Linked DNA regions of Homo sapiens: region 2 is linked to region 1. A link is a loop called in an ENCODE intact Hi-C map of the cell type or tissue named here. Cell type or tissue: thyroid gland. All regions are shown on one strand.

The links. Hi-C counts contacts between places; a loop is a spot of excess contacts. Peaks named below come from ENCODE experiments on the same cell type or tissue, not always from the same donor. Only the 100,000 strongest peaks of a DNase experiment are listed, where the experiment ranks them.
Region 2: a loop joins it to region 1, with 2.1 times the contacts of the local background. A loop is called at or near these places in 3 of 110 quality-filtered maps.

The regions. Positions count from the first base shown.
Region 1 is chr22:29,634,490-29,636,989 of GRCh38, reverse strand. NF2 (NF2, moesin-ezrin-radixin like (MERLIN) tumor suppressor) reads right to left here. Exons shown (of 16, transcript NM_000268.4): 2 at 114-239. Among named protein-coding and RNA genes, the nearest start is that of NF2, 32 kb to the right of the region's middle. In thyroid gland, a CTCF peak has its summit at 1,046 (motif pointing left); a DNase peak (open chromatin) is centred at 99; H3K27ac peaks cover 218 bases.
Region 2 is chr22:29,688,885-29,691,384 of GRCh38, reverse strand. The region is part of intron 15 of NF2 (NF2, moesin-ezrin-radixin like (MERLIN) tumor suppressor); the gene reads right to left. Among named protein-coding and RNA genes, the nearest start is that of CABP7-DT, 30 kb to the left of the region's middle. RefSeq lists enhancers at 1-156, 1,440-1,940, 2,160-2,500 and a silencer at 1,356-1,587. In thyroid gland, a CTCF peak has its summit at 1,376 (motif pointing left); no DNase peak of the experiment used is centred here.

The DNA of each region.
Region 1 (2,500 bases):
CCCCCTTCTCTACTATACAGCTACAGCGCCCCAGTGATGAGCTAGGCGCCTGCTCAGGGAAAAACTGGAAAGCTCACGTCAGCCCCACCAGTTTCATCGAGTTCTAGCCCAACCTTCTTGTCCATTTTGAGCCAGGCCACTGTGTCCTTGATTGTGTACTGCAGTCCAAAGAACCAGGTTTCTCGGAGCCCCAGAGTCCGGCACACCAAATCAAAGAGGTCCTTCCCTTTCCACTTCATCTGCAATAACAAACCAATGGGGAAGGACACTGTGAGCAAAAATCATTAATAAAACCTTTTCTCTGCACTCTCCACTCTCAGGTTCCAAAACGTGGGGATGACACTAAGACAGCTGATGAGGACTGAATTCCTAAATAATTTTAAAGCTTCCTTTACAAACCCATGAGTGGGAAAATACCAATTAGAGCTTAATGGCTTAATCACTGCAAAGCATACACAATACATCCCTTGGACAGTTCCTTACGGATTTTAACATCTCCAAAGCTGCTAATTTAGGAAAGCTGGTAAATAAGCATCCTCATTTAGGAGAGTCTAGCCTCTTAAGTTAACTCGGGGAGATGGCTAGCTTCTAGGGACATTCATTCCCTTGAAATTTTGTTGTTGATTTTTTTTTTAAATCATTACTTTGCCCTTTGATAAAAGGCTAGTATTCCTTTAAATAAGACTGGTTTTACTACAAGTTTTTTTTTAATATAAAGAAATCATAATCAAAGTCATAAATCATGGAGAAAAAGAACCATGAGAGACCAGACAGTCCAATCACAGGTCTGTCCTGTCAAGGATGCCTAACTGAGGCCAAAGGGGAAGCTACTCACCCAGTCACCCAGAGCAAATTCAAACTCCTGGTATCTAAACCCAGGTGACGAATAGATATCAATATACTGTAGTGTGTTTATCCTATAGCCTCACTTTCAAAAGAACCTGAAGCAATGGCAATCTCTTTTCTCAGCTATTCCATCTGCTATGTGGAAAAGCAAGTTCAATGTCTTAAGGGAAGAGAATGGCTGGCAACTTAGTAAATGTTGCCACCTAGTGGCTTTCAAGTTAAACCACCAGGATGTTCCCATACAACCCCTTAGTTGCTGCTTGCCCCCTCCTTGCCCCAACCACCCCTAAATATCAGATGGACATTCAAATACAAACTCGAGTGCATTAGGATCATATGAGATGCATCATAGAAATGGTGGTCATGAAAGAGTAATCTTTCGACAGACATGGGAAAAATGAGACCACTCAATTGCAGAAGCATCCGTCCCTTCCTGCCCTCATTAGAAATCTCCACTCAAAGTCTTGGCACACTGAAGATGTATATAATGAAAAGGAATGAAAAAAATTCTTAGGCAGCCGGGCGTGGTGGTTCACACCTGTAATCCCAGCACTTTGGGAGGCTGAGGCAGGCGAATCATGAGGTCAGGAGATCGAGACCATCCTGGCCAACATGGTGAAACCCTGTCTCTAGTAAAATACTAAAAAATTAGCCAGGTGTGGTAGCGCATGCCTGTAGTCCCAGCTACTCGGGAGGCTGAGGCAGGGGAATCACTCGAAACCGGGAGGCGGAGGTTGCAGTGAGCCGAGATCATGCCACTGCACTCCAGCCTGGCGACAAAGCAAGACTCCATCTCAAACAAACAAACAAAAAATCTTAGGGTTTAGAGACTTGCTATAAAACCAAGAAGGGAAAAATAAGTTAGACCTCTGATACCTGATTGGTTTTTGCTAAAACCTGATTCTACAGGGGAGTTTTCAAGTAGGCTTTTCATTTTTAACACATATGAATGAACAGTGGGTTCTCTACAAGGTACTCAACAGGAAAGCCCATCCCTTCTCTGTGTTTGCAGTCAAAGTCAAGCAAAGCAGCAACCTAGATGGAAGAATATCAGGACCACAGCAGACAAGTAGCTGAGATGCATACTGGCTTTTATCTTTTAGCAGGGCCGTTTCTCCTATCTGTCCTTCAACTTCTGCCCTGTCTCCTCTCTGACTATAGTGGGGCCACTGGAACACTATAAAGATTGAGGTCTTTAGGGATTATTTTGAGAAGAATAAAAGAAAATGATGAGTTTTATTTTTAACAGATGATCTCCTTCCTCGTTTTTAAGGCTGAGTAATGGGCACATCCATTTCCCAGTCTGACAATAGGACAAAAAGCTTTTTAATTCACCAAAAGTTTTAATTCCTACAGGCAGACTTCACTGAAGAAATGTTATTTTGGAAAACTAGAAGTTTCAGGATGCTGATTATCCTCTTGTCTCTATTTTAAGGCAGCTCTAGTATATAAATTATAAATGACTACCTTGCTACAAGATAATGTAACATTAAAGAACAGGCATTAACTTGGAAAAGGTAAACACCCAAGGGTTGAGAAGATCAAGGTAACGATTCCCAATCTGCCATAACTCATGGTCATGGCTGGGCTGGGCTTTGGCAAGAAGGGGCTGTCTGTAAGTGGGGTGTGCAGTGCAGAGAAACAAAAGCTGCCA
Region 2 (2,500 bases), 54 kb before region 1:
GCTAGAGCCAGAAGAGGCCTCCCAAGAAGGCCTTCACCTTGTCCTATGTTGCACTGTGAGTTGAGCACTGAAGCCACTCTGGTGAGTCCCATTCCCACCCTGAATTCCAAACAAAAATGTCCATGCTCCCTTTGGCAATCCAGCAACAGCCCTCCCCTTGCCCAACCTTGCCTGCCTGGGGAGTGGAGTCCCCCCAGGAGGGCGGGGAATTCCTCGCATGCACAATGAGTATCTTGAAGGTTATCCAGGAAGAAGAGGTCTCCAAATTTCAGCAGGTAATGAAGCAGAAGCACCTCAGGGTGTACAACCAGGGTCTCGAGGACAGTGGCTGCACCAGTCTGGGACTTGCCAAGTCTGGTCAACTGCCTTTGAATCCTTCTGAAGACAAGTGAGCCAAGCTCTGGTGAACCTGACCAGTGACGTCTGTCATGCACTGTCCTTCAAAACTTTCACTGAATCTAGACAAGGTCCAACCATGGGAGTCCCGCAGCCAGGCCCAGTTCCTTGGGCAGGCTATAAACCCAAGGGCCCTGCTCAGAGTCTCCAACCCAAAGCGCTCCTGCCAGTTCCCTGAAGATGCCTACAAGAACATGAAGCCTCCGCACCAGGCATGGGCTGACCCGCTGCTCTCCTCCAGCTGTCTCTTCACATCTGATTAGAATCAGCCGTGTGAATAACACAGGAGGAATTAAGTTCTCTCTCGACTGAACCGGCTGCTCAAGTCTGTCACTAATCCAATTCCATTCTGAGGAGACGAACTTCCTTTTCTTTCTCTGGGGCAGATCTATGAGGCTTTATTGCTATCTGACTGTTCATCTTCACATCCCCCCTCTGATCCACTTGTTGGGTCCTGGCTTTTACTTCCTGCCCAACATCGAGACTCAGCCCCGGCAGGGTCCCTTTTCCCCTGCCCACTTGTCCATAAAACTGCCAGCTGTTTGTGACAGCCAGCAGGCTGTGAGACGGCAGGGGAGAACTTAGGAGAGTTCCATTCTGGCAGAGCTGGGCCTCCTTACGCTCCCCAAATTGTGTGTGGTGTGACAAAAACAGACACATCCACCCAATCTAAACAAGTTCAGATTCAGGAGACACATCTGTCTACTTAAAAAGACAGAAGAGGCTGGCTAAAAGAACCTGGTACCCAGCCGGCACTCTCTAACCCAGGCATGCAATCTGCATCTTCAACTGTTCCTCCTCACTGCTACCTGAGGATTTTGGGTGGCCCATTAGGGTACTTCTGAGAAATGGCCCCAGGGTCTGGAGAAAGCAAGCCTGGAAGGCACCTGTGACAAACATTCTCCTGCTGCCCTGCCAGCAGCAGACGGCTTCCAGCTACAAAGCCTCCGCCAGCATCGTTCCTGAGTGCCCCCTGCTGGAAAACCACAGCATGAGGCGCACGGCCAACTCTCCTTCCAGCTCTCCTCTAAAAGCCCTTTTGGGGGATCGTTTCCCAAAGTGATGGGAGGGTAACTAAATGTATTCCGGCACGGAGCCTGCAGCAGCAAGGCTGCTTGATTAAGAATGAATTACACTTTCATCAGCACAGACAGAAAATTGATTCACAAGGCTGCATTGTGATCATCTTGTTCCTAAAGCAAGGGAAGGTTGGGGGAGACACAGAGCTACTTTGGCTATCAGTGGTGAGAGAAAGGAAGCTGTACAATTAAGCTGGGGAACAAAACTAATCAGAGCACCAGGATTCCTTCAACTAGTCTCTGGGGGCCTTGCCTCAATCCACTCATCCCAGGGGAGGAGAAAAGAAGGTAGGAGGGGACCATCTCATTCATTTTAAACAATAAGACTCACAGTACTGAACCCATTTTAGATACTAACCTAATAACTCCAGGCGCTGGGTCTCTGCTTGTCCCATAAAAATGCAGTGGAATTGAAATGTGAGCCCTAAAATCATGTTACACTTCCTCTCCACTACTACATATTGAAAACGAAGGAGCGGGGGAGGGTGTAGACACAAAAGGACGTGCAGATCCTCTGGCACCGGATCCACAGGGAGAAAGCAGACTCAGAGCAGAAAGGTGACAGCTGAATCCAGCAGCAGCAAATTCCAAAAGAATCTTTGGTTTGGGGTGTGGGAAACCTTCCCCCTTCCAAATAAGCAAAGAGGAAGGGCCAGTAAAGGGGGATGGCTGTACTAAGTGGCCAGATCAAGCTTTTCTTTACTTTCTCTTTTTTTTTTTTTTTTTTTTTTTGAGACGGAGTCTCACTCCGTTGCCAGGCTGAACTGCAGTGGCGCGATCTCCGCTCACTGCAGCCTCTGCCTCCTGGGTTTAAGTGATTCTCCTGCCTCAGCCTCCTGAGTAGCTGGAACTACAGGCGCATGCCACCACGCCCAGCTAATTTTTGTATTTTTAGTAGAGACAGGGTTTCACCATGTTGGCCAGGATGGTCTCAATCTCTTGACTTCGTGATCCGCCTGCCTCGGCCTCCCAAAGTGCTGGGATTACAGGCATAAGCCACCGCGTCCGGCCCAGATCAAGCTTTT